Regions from separate parts of the Homo sapiens genome. Here region 2 is linked to region 1. A link is a loop called in an ENCODE intact Hi-C map of the cell type or tissue named here. Cell type or tissue: chondrocyte. All regions are shown on one strand.

What was found. Peaks named below come from ENCODE experiments on the same cell type or tissue, not always from the same donor. Only the 100,000 strongest peaks of a DNase experiment are listed, where the experiment ranks them.
Region 2: a loop joins it to region 1, with 6 times the contacts of the local background. A loop is called at or near these places in 9 of 110 quality-filtered maps.

Annotation. Positions count from the first base shown.
Region 1 is chr7:70,854,103-70,862,102 of GRCh38, reverse strand. No RefSeq gene overlaps it. Among named protein-coding and RNA genes, the nearest start is that of GALNT17, 270 kb to the left of the region's middle. RefSeq lists an enhancer at 3,000-3,949. In chondrocyte, a CTCF peak has its summit at 4,997 (motif pointing left); a DNase peak (open chromatin) is centred at 5,013.
Region 2 is chr7:71,507,734-71,515,733 of GRCh38, reverse strand. The region is part of intron 5 of GALNT17 (polypeptide N-acetylgalactosaminyltransferase 17); the gene reads right to left. Among named protein-coding and RNA genes, the nearest start is that of MIR3914-1, 200 kb to the right of the region's middle. In chondrocyte, CTCF peaks have their summits at 3,830 and 4,032 (motif pointing right); no DNase peak of the experiment used is centred here.

The sequences.
Region 1 (8,000 bases):
GCTCAAGGGATCCTCCTGCCTCAGCCTCCCAAAGTGCTGGGATTACAGGTGTGAGCCACCATGCCCAGGCTTCTCGCTATCTATTCCTGCATAACAATCAACTCCAAATTTAGTGGCATTAAACAACAACTATTTTATTCTGCTCCCATACTCTGTGGGGCAGGACTTTGGACAGGGCACAGTGGGACTGTCTTGTCTCTACTCCATGTCGTCTGAGACTTCAGCTTGAAGATTAAGGGTGACCCAGTGGAAGGGGACTGGAATCATATGAGGGCTTGTTCACCCACATTTCTGGCAGCTGATGATGCCTGTTGACTGAGGCCTTGTTGAGATATCAGTTGGAAAAACTATATGTGGCCTCTCCTCGTGTTTGCTTGGGCTTCCTCACATCATGGCAGCTGGGTGTATCTGTATCACCTTTTACCACCTAGCCTTGGAAGTCACATAGCATCAGTTCTGCCATAGTCATAAGAGTGTCCAGATTCAAGGACAGAGAATGGAGACCCCAACTCTTGATAGGAGGAATATCAAAATGAGAAGAACATATGGACAGGAAGCATTGGTGCAGCTATTTATGGAAAATACAATCTGCCACAACTCCCAAATAGAATTCTGGCCTGTAGTCCATGACAACAAAGGGAAGCCAGGATTGGAGTGGTCAGTTGTCCTTCCAAAGCATGTGAGCTAATATCCCTCTCTCAGAAAGAGTTCAGTAGCATGGCTCTCTACTACTAGAAAAAAAGTCCAAAATCCTGTCTAATCTGGCTTCAGCCTATTTGACAAGCTTGTCTCCAACTACCTCCCTGTGCTATATTCACATTAGATGATTTACAGTCCTTGAATTTGTCCTAAACTATAAATTCTTCCTTGCCTTCTCCCAGGCTGATTCTTAAACTGGGATTGTTCTCCTTTTGACATGCTTTGATGTTAAGGCAAACTGTAGCAAGTTGCCTATCTTAGCCTTCCTTGGAAGACAAGAAGTTCCCATTAAGGGACAGTTACCCATCCGGGAAAGGCAGACAGCTGACTGTGAGGCTAGTTGATCGCTGTGCTTGTCACCCTCACCCCAAAATGAGTCCTAATCACTGCCCCAACTACTGCCTTTTCTGTAGGATTGTCTTCTCTGTGCAACCATTAAACATCCTTGCACCTCAGAGGTCTGTCCTTCCAGAGGTCAAAGTACCCTGATTCCAACCATAAAATCCCCACAAATTGAAGACTTGTCTGATTATCCTGACTTGGGGCTGGTTAATGGCTGAGCCAGAAATTGGGCCTTGTACTGAAGCACTTGGAGGCCAAGCTGAATTGTCCTGCGTGCAGACACCATGACTGAGAAGATGACTTCAATTAAAATGGAGTTAATTAAGCTTTGAGTCTTGAAATCTCTACTGAATCACTAAATTGGAAGGATGAAATAAACCCTCTACTCACTCAGCAGCGTTGGGTGAAGGGTCCAATGATGGGATCAGGCCCTACAGATAATATTTCCCCTTAGAGGGTCCGGTTTTTTCCTCCCTTAGGATATTGGGTGCAGAAAGTTAAGCCAATCCTAACACTCAGCTTGCAATCATTCTGACGTAACATAGTAGCTGTCTCACGAGTCCGTGTGAAGAGATCACCAAACAGGCTTTGTGTGAGCAACAAGGCTGTTTATTTCACCTGGGTGCAGGCTGGCTGAGTCCGAAAAGAGAGTCAGCAAAGGGTGGTGGGTTATCATTACTTCTTATAGGTTTTGGGACAGGCAGTGGAGTTAGGAGCAATGTTTTGCGGGCAGGGGATGGATCTCACAAAGTACATTCTCAAGGGTGGGGAGAATTACAAAGAACCTTCTTAAGGGTGGGGGAGATTACAAAGTATATTGATCAGTTAGGGTGGGGAAGAAACAAATCACAATGGTGGAATGTCATCAGTTAAGGCTATTTTCACTTCTTTTGTGGATCTTCAGTTGCTTTAGGAGATCTGGATGTAGACGTGCAGGTCACAGGGGATATGATGGCTTAGCTTGGGCTCAGAGGCCTGACAGTGGCCTCTCTTCACTCCCCTCCCACTCTCCAGACCCCACCACCAGAAGCATCCATCCTGATGGGTTTAATGTATCTTTGGATATATGTTCCTCTGTGTGTGTGTGTGTGTGTGTGTGTGTGTGTGTGTGTGTGTGTGTGTGTGTTGCTGTTTTGTGTATGCATTTATCTTCAGTTTATGTAAGTATCTCCTTCTGTTTGTTGTGCTGTTTCACTCAATGCTGCTTGTCGTTTAGCGTGGTTTATTGTTCTGTGCTATATATTAATCCTGTGTCAGGAGTGTCAGAGCTGTTTGAAACAGAGCTACTCCATCTTGAATAAGAGCTGGGTAAATAAGACTGAAGCTTACTGGGCTGCATTCCAGGGAAATTAAGGCATTCTAAGTCACAGGATGAGATGGGAGGTCAGCACACGATACAGGTCGCAAAGACCTTGTTGATAAAACAGTTGCAGTAAAGAAGCCAGCCAAATCCTGTCAAAACCAACATGGCGACTAAGGTCACCTCTGATTGTCCTCATTGCTCATTATATGCTAATTAAAATGCATGAGCACGCAAAAGACAGTCCCAGCAGTGCCATGACTGTTTGCAAATGCCATGGCAACACCAAGAAGTTACCCTATATGGTCTAAAAAGGGAAGGAACCCTCAGTTACAGGAACTGCCCACCCCTTTCCAGGAAAACTCATGAATAAACCACCCCTTGTTTAGCGTATAATCAAGAAAGAATGATAACATTAAATATAGTTAACCAGCAGCCCTTGGGGCTGCTCTGCCTATGGAGTAGCCATTCTTTATCCCTTTACTTTCTTAATAAACTTGCTTTCATTTTACTGTATGGATTCACCTTGATTTCCTTCTTGTGCAAGATCCAACAACCCTCTCTTGGGGTCTGGATCAGGACCCCTTTCTAATAACAGGGGGATTTGGCTCTCTCTACCTCCCCACTTCAACTACCAATGCCATGATGACATTGTTACATGGATCTCCCTTGTAGAGATACAGTGGGGTTGATGGGCATGCAGTCTACCCATTCTTAATTCCAGTAACTCCTACCAGGGTGCTCCCCTGAACACTGCATCAAGATATCCTCCCATCAACAGTGGATACATATCAATTGCCAGTTCCTCTATCCTCACCAACACTTGGCTTTATCTACCTTTCTAAATCTGCCAAATCTGATTGGTGTGAATAGTATCTCACTCATGTTATAAATTCTGTGATCACTAGGGATGTTGAGCAGTTCTTCATGTTCACATTAGCCATTTGCATTTCTGCCTCAATGAATTCTTATCATTTGCCCACTTCTCAAATGGATTTCTAGGAGGCTTTAGTTGGATTTCTTTCCAACCTTATGTAAAATTCTTTTTTTTCTGACAAAAAAATGCCATTTAGAAAGGAATTTCTTACCTAGAATAACTATTAATCCCTTGTTTGTTTTTAATGTTAAAAATATATTTTTTAATCTGTTAACTCTGCCTGTAAGTTCTTCGTTAAATAGAAATTCTTAATTTTGATTTACAACTTAGAGTTTTGCATTGGTTAGCACAGGCTGAGCTGTGTAACAGATAGACTCAAACATGTATTAAGTGACTTAACACAATAGAAGCTTATTTCTCTCTCACACAGCAGTCCACCATAGTTCCGAGCCATCAACAGGGAATAAGGTTGGGGGTTTTATTCTCTGTTGATGGCTCACAGGCTGAGTCACAGGTTGACATGGCCCCACCATCTTCATCCTTGTAGTTGTCATTCTAGTTGTCATGAGGGGATGGCTGGCCCTGCTGTTTTCTACCCTGCGGTAGTTCCTAGGAGGTGAGCAATATGCTGAAAGCAATATGGGAAGAGAAAGGAAATGAGCAAAGATCTCAACCCCAACCTAATGAAGAAAATAAAAATATTTTACCCCAAAATATATTTCTTTGGCATAACTTGAAATAGCTGCTGCAGAGCCAGCAAATAGAGTTGGCCTTGCAAAGCTGTCTTTGTGGGGAAAATTTGCATCTGTAGAGAATCTTCATTAACATAGCCACATGTCCCCCTTTCTATGCCTTTTTTAGATCTAGGAGTGATTGAGAATCTGACACCTTTAAACCTTTGAAAAGAAACTTACTATCTAGTCACTCTGAGGGAGACTTCATCTACATAACAAGGCCACCTTTGGAGCCAAGCCTCTTCCTTTCTTCTTCCCATAAACTGTCTTGCCACTAAAACCTATTTTGGACATATTCTGAGTCTGGATTCTTTCTGTAATTTCAAGATGGCAGATTAGCTTCTGCCACCTATTGGGAAGCTGGATCTTCATACTGAAGGCTCTCGTGTATACACATTAAATAAATTTGTATGCCTTTCTCCGATAACTCAATCAGCCTTGTGACAGTAATTTTTTAGCTAACCTGTAGGGGGGCCAATAGCCCTGGCCCCCACCCTAATCTCTGTGGCTGCCTTTCCCTCCCCTGTGGGGCCCAACCACCCTCTGACTCCTCTGACTCCTCTTTTTATATTAGACTCTGAAATCCATAAAACACTTCTTCCTTCTGTGACTTCTCCAAATGTTGGAGGAAGACAGTTGTCTGTGTTCATTCACCATCTTGTTAGAAATCCAAAAAATGCATCTAGAGTCTTACATTTCTCCAGAGAAGTGAAACAGTCATCTGTCTGCTCATACGCCCCCTAAGAGTTTCTTCCTGGAGTAGCCTAAATATATCTCCTCTTCCCAACTCCACAACCAACTTTTCTTAACCATTCTAATCTCAAGATCACTGATTCTCCTCAAAGAGATTTGAGCAGCCTTTTTCTATAACTCTGTAAATACACTCAAGTCAGTAACCCAATCCTGCAATTGTACTTTTTGTACATAGAAGCCTATTGCTGCAGGAAAAGAGCACAGAGAAAACTTAAATTCACTGATCAAGTTTATCCACCTGCTGCCTATGGAAATTGTTCCAATGGGCTGGTGCAGAGCGCCCCCTGGTGGCCAGAGTTCAGTTTTTCTCCAGGTGTTCTTAGCGATTCCCTCCAGGACAATTTTATGGGTTTTCTGTTGTTTTGTTTTTGAGTCAGAGTCTCACTCTGTGCCCTGGGCTGGAGGGCAGTGGTGCAATTATGGCTCACTGCAGCCTGAAACTCCTGGGCTCAAGCGATCCTCCTGCCCCAACCTCCCAAGTGGGTGGGACCACAGTTATGTGCCACCACGCCCAGCTATTTTTAAAATTTTTTTGTAGAGACGGGGTCTCGCTATGTTGCCAGGCTGGTTTCAAACTCCTGCCCTCAAGCGATCCTCCCACCTCCGCCTCACAAACTACTGGGATTACAGGTGCTGCCCCCAGCCCCCGGGATGTTTTTCTGTCTCCTCGAGACCTCCTGCACTCCCCAGCTACACTGGCTGCTTCTCACCTTTGATTTTTAACTACCACCCACCCAGATGCAAAGAACTTGGAACATACACCTCCAGCCTGACTTTCCCCTGAACTCTAGACCATGCATCTGACCACCTCCTAGACTTCTGTCCCTAGAAGCTCCATGGACCGGCAGCTCAGACTCAACATGCCCCACCTGGAACCCATCATTTCCCCCTAGCCGGCTCCCTGTGTACTCCTGACCTCAAGGGCTGACACCACTATCTTCTGCAGAGTCACACTGACTCCCCTTCCCCTCGTGATCTGCTGTGGGTTGAATCATGCCCTCCAAAAAGACAAGTTGAAATTCTAAGTCTTCATACCTGTAACTGACACAGTATTTGGAAATAGAGACTTTGCAGATGTAATTAAGATGTAAATCAACTCATGCCTGTAATCCCAGTGTTTTGGGAGGCAGAGGCAGGACAATTGCTTGAAGTCGGGAATTCAAGACCAACCTGGGCGACATAGCAAGACACACCTCTACAAAAAAAAAAAAAAAAAAAAAAATTATCTGGGCATTGTGGCTTATGCCCATAGTCCCAGCTACTGGAGAGGCCAAGGCAGGAGGATCGCCTGACTCCAAGAGTTTGAAGCTGCAATGAGCTATGATTGTGCCACTGCACTCCAGCCTGGGTGACAGAGTGAGACCCTATCTCAAAAACAAAGAAACTGGCCGGGCACGGTGGTTCACACCTGTAATCCCAACACTTTGGGAGGGCGAGGCGAGCAGATCACCTGAGGTCAGGAGTTCAAAACCAGCCTGGCCAACATGGCGAAACCCCATCTCTACTCAAATATAAAAATTAGCCAGGTGTGGTAGCGTGCCCCTATAGTCCCAGCTACTTGAGAGGCTGAGGCAGGAGAATCGCTTGAACTCGAGAGGTGGAGGTTGCAGTGAGCTGAGATGGCACCATTGCACTCCAGCCTGGGCAACAGGAATGAAATTCCGTCTCAAAAAAAAAAAAAGAAAAGAAACAAGCAAATAAATAAATAAATGAAAGTTGAGATCACACCAGAGCAGGATGGGCCTCTATTCCAATATGACTAGTGTCCCTATAATAGAGAAACAGAGAAGCACACAGGGAGAGCTCCATCTGGCAACCCAGGCAGGACTGGAGTGACACAGCTACCAGCCAGAGTAACAGAGATTGCTGGCCACAAGCAGGAGCCCAGAAGAGGCAGAGAAGGATTCTCCTAGAGTCACAGACAGAGCAGGGCCCTGCTGACCCCTGGATTTTGGACTTCTAACCTCCAGGACTGTGAGAGAACACATGTCTGTTGTTTCAAGCCACCCACTGTGTGGTACAAGCACAGATCGTGTCATTGCACTTGGCTTTACTGAGCTTCGCATATACTGTCCTTACGAATGGCAGGTTTGTGGCAATCCCGCCTCAAGCAACGCTCTAGGCACTGTTTTTTCAACAGCACATGCTCACTTCATATCTCTGGGTCACGTTTTGGTAACCATCACAGTATTTCAAACTTTTTCATTATGATTATATGTGTTATGGTGATCTGTGATGAGTGATCTTAGATGTTACTGTTGCAGTTGTTTTGGAGCAGTACAAACCCTACAAGGTAGAGAAATGAACTGATGCGTGTTCTGACTGCTCCTCTGACCAGCTGCTCCCCATCTCTCTCTTTCTTTGGGCCTCCCCATTCCCAGGGACACAGCAATATTGAAATTAGGCCAACTAATAACTTTACAATGTCCTCCAAGTTGTTAAAGCAAACTAAATATGGCCCTAGAAGGACTCCGTACTTCTATATTGGAGTCCTTATGGATGAACTCTAACCTATCTTAATAGTCAGGCGAGATGGGAAACCTAATTCAGGAGTTGGCACCTGTAACAATAACTGAGTCTTGGCCAATCCCTGCAGCCATACTTCAACCACTCGTAGACTGCTAAGTGTTCACACTGTGTTCAAATAAGGCAAACGCCAACCTGTAACCAATCCAGCTGTTTCCGTACCTCGTTGCCAATGTCTGTACTTTTTTTTTTTTCTATAAATCTTCTTTCACCACGTGGCTATGCTACAGCCTCTGTGAATCAGCTGTGATTCTGGGGGCTGCCCAATTCACAAATCGTTCATTGCTCAATTGAACACCTTTAAATTTAATACGGCTGAAGTTTGTTTGTTTGTTTGTTTAATCAAAGTGTTCAAGTGAAAGGAAGAGTCACACATCTCCCACTTCACATCAAAAGCTAGAAATGATTCTGCTTAGTGAGGAAGGCAGGCCAAAAGTCAAGACAAGCTGAAAGCCAGGCCTCTTGCACCAAACAGATAAACAAGTTGCAATTGCAAAGGAAAGTTCTTGAAAGAAATTAAAACTGCTACTGCAGCAAACACATGAATAAGAAAGTGAAGCAGCTGTATTGTTGGTGTGGAGAAAGTTTTAGTGGTATGGATAGAAGATCAAACCAGCCGCAACATTCCCTGAACCAAGATCCAATCCAGAGCAAGTCCCTCATTCTCTTCAATTCTAGGAAGGCTGAAAGAGGCGAGGAAGCTGTAGAAGAAAAGTCTGAAGCTAGCAGAGCTTGGCTCATGAGGTTTAAGGAAAGAAGCTGTCTCCAT
Region 2 (8,000 bases), 650 kb before region 1:
CTCAGATACTTTTTGGTTTACATAAGCAAGTACTAAATTCCTCAATTATCTGAATGAGGAAGGTGATAATTCTCCTCTCCCCATGGGGAAAGGAACAGAGATTTAAAGAAAGATGAGCCAATTTAAAGAGGGCCTGTATCCATGAGTAGGGAGTGCGGGTGCTATCCAGGGTCTAATCAGAACCTCAGGGAGTGCTCCTTAGAAGCCCAACCTCGAAAGACACTATCACTGCGTCTGATGAAGTCCTTTCTTGACCACAAAGCCCACTCAGGAGAAAGTAAAAGACAGAGAGAAACTTAGGTGATGTAGCTTGTTACATAATTAAGAAGCTTCAGTACAAGACTAGTAATGTAGACACAGGACTGTCCCCTCCATCCCCTTCCAGCTGCATTCCACTAGCAGGAATCTCCTGGCAGACGCACAGTCCAGTGGACTCAGGGTTGAGGGAGATGTGTAGTCCCAGAAATGCAATGCCAACCCGAGCCTCTCCCCAGCTCCTAAGGCATTTCTCTCTCTTTGTATCCTTTGTGAACCAATCATGGAGTGGTGTATTAGTCTGTTCTAACACTGCTATAAGGACATACCTAAAACTGGGTAATTTATAAAGAAAAAGAGGTTTAACGGACTCACAGTTCCACATGGCTGGGGTAGCCTCACAATCACAGCAAAAGGTGAAGGAGGAGCAAAGGCACATCTTACATGGCAGGAGGCAAGAGAGAATGAAAGCCAAGCGAAAAGGGAAACCCCTTATAAAACCATCAGATCTCGTGAGATTTATGCACTATCACAAGAACAGTATGGGAGAAACTGCCTCCATGATTGAATTATCTCCCACCAGGTCCCTCCCACAACACGTGGGAATTACGGGAGCTACAATTCAAGATGAGATTTGGGTGGGGACACAGCCAAACCATATCAGGTGGTCAGGCTCTGGTGAGGGATGATTCACTGCCCAACTGAAACTGATCAAAGCAAGACAGTAATTTTGGCAACTGCAAACCAAGAAGTTTGAATGTATACCTTAGAGAAATGAAGCCATTAGAGACAGAGTCAGGCTGAGCAAGGAATTAAGATTAGAACACATTTCAGAAAGACAAACTAGATTTCCAGTGACAGGCTAGACAGGCATGGAGGTCCTGGGGCCCGTTAGGAGATTTTTACCAAAAGAGATGGATGATGAGATGGGTATTGGATGAGGATGGGCTGGAGAAAAGAAAGACAGATGGTAGAGATTTACAATAGTAGATCCATCAGGACTCAGTGCCTACATCTCAAGGAAGGCACTGGGGACAGCAGTACCCCAGGTCCCAAAAAGGGCCCTCCACCCCCCACTGTTTATGAGCTCAATAGGGTTCATTTACCTTTCACCTGGTAAGGGTACCTTACCTTTCACCTGGCTAGCGTCTACCTCTTTGGGTCAGGTTAGACCACAGTGCCATCCTTGATCGTTCCCAGCTGCGCCAGTGTGCTCCCATAATGCCTCTTAGAGTCATATCACCTACCCCATCATGCAGTTTTTTGTTGGTGGTGTTGCTTTTTGAGATAGGGTCTTGCTCTATCACCTAGGCTGGAGTGTGGTAGCATGATCATAGCTCACTGCATCCTTGACCTCCTGGGCTCAAGCAATCCTCCTGCTTCAGCCTCCTGAATTGCTAGGACTACAGATACATGCCACCATGCCCGGCTAAATTTTTAAATTTTGCTTTTGTAGAGACAGTCTTGCTGTATTGCCCAGGCTGGTCTCAAACTCCTGGTCTCAAATGATCCTCCTGCCTCGGCCCTGCAAAGTGCTGGGATGACCGGCATAAGCCACCATGCCCAGCTCTCCACTGTGAATTCCTGTAATTGACTCATCTGTTTTCCCAACCAGACCTTACACTCTACAGAGCAGCAGTGCCATTTGTCTCAATTATCATTGAACCCACAGTCCCAGGATACAGAAAGCCTTTCTTCCATGTCAATTTCTCTTACTAAATTTTCCTACATACTTTTTCTCCTAGGAAAAGTTAACTAGTACCTTAAAGGATTAAAAAAAAAAATAGCCAAGGGGCCGGGAGCAGTGGCTCACACCTGTAGACTCAGCACTTTGGGAGGCCGAAGTGGGCGAATCACTTGAGGCCAGGAGTTAGAGACGAGCCTGGCCAACATGGTGAAACTCTGTCTCTACTCAAAATACAAAACTTAGCCAGGCATGGTGGAGCATGCCTGTAGTCACAGCTACTCGGGAGGCTGAGGCAGGAGAATCGCTTGAACTGGGGAGGCGGAGGTTGCAGTGAGCCAAGATGGTGCCACTGCACTCCAGCCTGGGCGACACAGCAGGACTCAGTCTCAAAAACCAAAAAACAAAAAAACAAAAAAACAAAAAAAAACACCAAGGGAAGATTGGCCATGAGTTGATAATCGTTCAAGCTGGGTGATGGGTGCAGGGAAGTTTGTTATATTTTTCTCTCTACTTTTGTATATGTGTAAATTTTCCAATCGTGGAGTGGTGTATTAGTCTGTTCTCACAGACTAATAAAGAGCTGCAAATGAAAATAAAGTGAAATTGCCAAGAGAGGAATAAAAGTTGGAATTCAGGGTTCCTTGACTCCTAGGGAACGGCCCAATCCATAAAAGACAGCTCAGCCTTTAGTTACAACAACCATCCCTGAAAAACAACACAAACAGCTTAATCAACCCGAGAACACAGAAAAGGCTGTTTGTGAAACTTAATTGCCATTTTAATGTGTTTTAATTGCACAGAAATGCTATTTAATGTAGTGTTTCAGTTTCCATTTGCCATTTTGAGAAATTTCAGTGCTCAAAAAAGAGGAGGCCAGGTTGGAGCTAAAGGAATCTTGGCCCATTTGACAATCATGAAATGTTTCCCTTGACAGCCGACCTGGGCCTCAGGCCTGATTCTCCTCATTCTCCCCACTCCACCACTGCCTTCCCCTTGCATACAAGGAGACAAGTTTGTGCCTGGTTGTCAGAACAGAGAGAGGGAACAATGCCTAGGGCAGTACCTGGGCACAGTTCATTACCAGAATAACTGGGGCACAGCCAAAGTGGGCCACTTCCCAGGGGGTGGACCAGAGAGCCCTGAAAAATAGCTCCAGCCTCAATGGTCTCTCACGTTCATCTCTGAAGGGGCATCAGAGCAGAGAAACAGAAAGAGCTGAGAAGCAACGTTGCCGTCTTGAACATTTCTGCTCATGGCCCAAGCTGACTGAAGCGGTTTTTCAAAGAACATCTTCCCAGAAGGCTGGTGGACGACTTGGAGGTCTTTTATGAGTCAGAGACAGCTAGGCTTTCCTAAGGAGCTGGAAGTCAGGGCATGTCCACCCAGACAGAAGAACAGCTACCCTGGGCTACCTCTCACTGTCACGTGTCACGACACAGAGAGCAAAGAAGGGGAACTTCCATGATGTCAGAAGGCTGCAACCCAGGGCCGGGCACAGTGGCTCATACTTATAATCCCAGCACTTTGGGAGGAGTGAGGCGGGCGGATCACTTGAGGTCAGGAGTTTGAGACCAGCCTGCGTAACAAGGTGAAACCCTGTCTCTACTAAAAATACAAAATTAGCTAGGAGGCATGGTGGCACACACCTGTAGTCCCTGCTACTTGGGAGGCTGAGGCGGGAGAATCGCTTACACCTGGGAGGAGGATGTTGCAGTGAGTCAGTACATCAGCCTGGGTTAACAAGAGTGAAACTCTGTCTCAAAAAAAAAAAAAAAAAGGCTGGAACCCAAATTAGTACATTGACATAGGGTTAGTGTTGAGACTTAACTGCAGATAGAAGGAAAAATTCCTTTTGATCCTGGCAGATGGGACATGTGTCCTAAGAGTACTGTGGTACATGGCAGTGACTACCAGAAATGTCTAGCAGAAGCACAACTCTGGGAAATATGACAAGAGAAGGGACCCCTGGGCAATCCAAGCAACAGCATCAGAGATGTCTGTTGTGGGTGATATGCAGGACTGCCACCTAAGGTTGTGGAGGTTGTGCACTGCCCAACTATAGGGGGCACTATGGTAGACTTATTTATTAATGATGATGGTTTTCCAGTAGATGGCAGGAAAGGGTCTTCAAAAAGGGTACTTTTGCCTAATTTGCATAAAGTGATACTTAGGCTAGCAGGGGTGCTAGTGACAGGGCCCATGTCCTAGGACTGGAGTTTAATGGCTGGACAAGGGCCACATGGGGCTGGAGAAGCCTTGCAGGAATCCATTGCTAAAGGGATGAAGTCCTAGGCAAATGAACTAGGTCTCAACAGGAAATCAGATCAGGCTGTGCCACTGCGTGAAAGTCTTCAAAAGGCTTCCCATTGCTGTTGCAATAAAATTGCCTAGGGCCACGAGGGTTGCTTGCAGGATCTGCTGCTCTCACGCTCTCCCCTAACCTCATTCTGCCCCTCAACCCCTATTACCCACACTCCAGGCACCCTGGTTTCCTATCTGATCCTTGCCAAATCCAAGCCCATTCCCACTTCCTTGTCTGTGCATTCGAACCCACTGCTTGAGATGCTCGGCCCTGTCCTGCTAAGCTGGGTCCATCTCTCTCTCTTTTTTAGAGACAGGGTCTTCCTCTGTCACCCAGGCTGGAGTATGGTGCATGATCATGGCTCACGGCAGCCTTGACCTCCCGGGATCAAGTGATCCTCCTGCCTCAGCCTCCTGAGTAGCTGGGACTACAGGTGTGCACCACCATGCCTGGCTAATTCTATCATTATTATTATTATTTGTGAAGATGGGGTCTTACTATGTTGCCCAGGCTGATCTGGAACTCCTGGCTTCAAGGGATCCTTCTGCCTCGGCCTCCCAAAGTACTAGGATTACAGGTGTGAGGCACTGCATCCAGCCTCGGCTGGTCCAACCTCATCTTGCAGGTCTCAGTTCAGACAGGCATACCCTGACCTTCTTCTCCAAACCAACATTCCCTTCCTACCTGGGAAGAGGATGCAATCAATAGAATGAACATCATGAGGACAGGCTTTTCATAACAGCCTCCCTGGAGCTTAAGAATAAAAGGCACAATTTAAAGAGAAGGATGCAAAAGAGACCCCTGAATGAGAAGAATGGAGAGGAAGCCTGGTAAGGAGACACTGTCAGGACCTGGCCTGCATCCCTGAGGTCTCCCTACACCTGCTGAAGCCCTTGGCTTCCAGGGCCTTTTGATCTGGGTGGATTCCGTGTTCTCCCAGCGATTATGACCTTGGCCTATGAGTCTGCACTCTGAGGCAAGTTGGAAGTGGCAGGAAATTAGCACCCAGGCATGACCCAACTGATGGAGGACAAAATTTGGGTGGACAAAAACCTCAGCAAATCTACAGACAGGCAGTACATTAGTGATTGTCTAGGGCTGGGAGGGATGGAGGGGCTGAGAGATGATAGCTAAGAAGTATGGGGTCTCTTTCTGAGGTAATGAAAATGGTCTAAAATGGATTGTGTTGATGGACACACAATTCTGTGAATATTCTAAAAGCCATTACATTTTACATTTCAGGGGCCAGGTGCAGTGGCTCATGCCTGTAATCCCAACACTTTGGGAGGCCAAAGTGGGAGGATCACTTGAGGCCAGGAGTTTGAGACCAGCCTGGGCAATAGAGCAAGGCCCCATCTCTACAAAATATTAAAAAACATTAGCCAGGCGCAGTGGTGCACACCTGTAGCCCCAGCTACTCGGGAGACCAAGGCAGGAGGATTGCTTGAGCCCAGGAGTTCAAGGCTGCAGTGAGCTATGATTGCACCACTGTACTCCAGGTTGAATGAGAGACAGAGAACCTGTCTAAAGAAAAAAAAAATTGTACACTTTAAATGGAGAATTGCATGTCATGTACATTATATCTCAATAAAGCTAATTAAGAAAAACAAAAGACCCCCAGTGTCCTCTTCTCTCTTGGGGCAGTGTTGAAGGATGCTGCATCCCGTTTCTCTGGGGATCTCCGGCAGGTTGAACCCCAGCTGCCCATAGCAGTGACCCAATTAAGCCTCCATCTCTCTGTTCCCATGTCCTGCCTCCCTTCCCCTGACAGTGCTTTCTGGGATCAGCTCCCAAAGGAATTGCATGCCCAGATCCTAGCCTCAGGCTCTTTGGGAGCATCCCAAAAAAGATACAGGCTCTAGTTTGAATCCTAGCTCCTGTGACAAACTTATGAGCTATGTGACTACGGGCAAGTTTAAGGCTCAGGAAAGCCAAGTGTTTCCCTAGCTACACAACAGAGATAATTATACCCACTTGGTCAACATACTTGTGAGGATTAAATGAGATAGCAAATTATAAATACCCAGAATGGGGCTGAGCACAAGTATTAACAGAGATAGGGGTTAGCTTGAGTATACAGACACTCCTCCACTTATGCTTGGGGTTACATCCCCATACACCCATCCTAAGCTGAAGGGTGGGGACTTGGAACACCTAAGTGGAAAATGCACTTCCTGTACTTAATCTCCAGAATATCACAGCTTAGCCTAGGCTATATTACATGTGCTCAGAACACTTACATTAGCCGGCTGTCGGGGAAAATCATCTAACACAGACTATTTTATAATAAAGTGTTGCATATCTCATGTAATTTATTGAATACTGTATTGAAAGCGAAAAACAGAAATGGTTGGATGGGTACTCGAAGTACGGATTCTACTGAATGTGTATTGCTTTCACACCCTTGCAAAGTGGGAAAATCGTTAAGTCGAACCATCGTAAGGCAAACAATTTTTAAGTCGGAAACTGTTTTTATGGTGGAGTGGCTGGAAGAGAAAGCAGGTGAGAGGCTGTATGTACGCAGACACACGGGAACGGGCATGCACACGCATACACACACAGACACATGCACACGAGCGCACGCACAAGAACGTGTCCAGGGTACCTTCCTGGGAACTTCTGAAGCTCCAGAACCTGGCAAAAGACTCTAAGCAAACTGCAAAACCAGCGGCCCCACAACCAGGGAGCTCCTGGGTGTGAAGTCTGTCACTGGGGAAGGAACACAGTTTTCTGGAGGGAAGTGAAGCAGGGAGATAGTAAAACGCCCTCCAGGGTCCCTTTGGCCCCCACAGCCCGGGCATGAAGGCTGGGGACTTGGAGCACCTGGGTTCCTCAGAGCTGGTGCCGGCGAGGACCTGCAATCATCTCCTACACCCACAATGATAGCAGCTCCAGTAACACCCCGAGAGTCTGCTAACCACCCATGGGCCGGGGGGTGCTGCGTGTGCTCACTTCTCTAGTTTTTAATGACTGCTCTAGCTTCCAAGGAGGCAGAAAGGCAGGCAAATGCTCTCACTGTTTAGCCAACGGCATCCAGGTTTCTGTCTCTTAAAAGCCAATTGGAAATTATACAGTGTCACAGATACAAACACAAGACCACAAATCTTTGCATGATGGAATCTGGATGCCAAATTGCTCTAATATTTCCAAGCTGCCAAAGCTTAGATCCAGGATTAGCTGGTTTCACGTAATTGCAACAGACATGGAAACCTTTTTAAAAATATGCTGATCAATGTCACACGCTTACGGTGGAGGTTGCGTTTATTTCTTGCCTCGCCTGGAGACCAGGTCTCTGGCTCTAAAAATTCCCCCAGGGAAAGAAACTAAGCAGAGGAAAGGAGAGGTTCACTCCAATGACTGGGGGGCATGCAGGCCTGCAGGAAGCCCCTCATTCCAGCAGCTCAGCCTCCATCTCATTACGGCAAGGAAACTAGGCACAATTAGAATGAGGGGGCTTAATTTCTTCGGGGTGGACTGGCGCAGCTTAAAATACTTAATATTTTGTTTTATCTTCATTGACTTGTCTAATAATGCAGAAAATATCCTCCTCGGGCATTGAACAAAGGAGATTATTCTGTCACACAAGCTTAACAAAGCCTGTGAGCTGCATGCTGATCTGAGGCGTGGGGAACTTGAAATCCTCCTGCTTAAAACAATTAGGCTTATCATTTGAGAGAGGAGCTTCCTTCTTCATCCTGCATGCAAACACCTCCCAGTTCCTTCCCAACTCTGGGCAAGTGTGCAGTGTTCTAGATC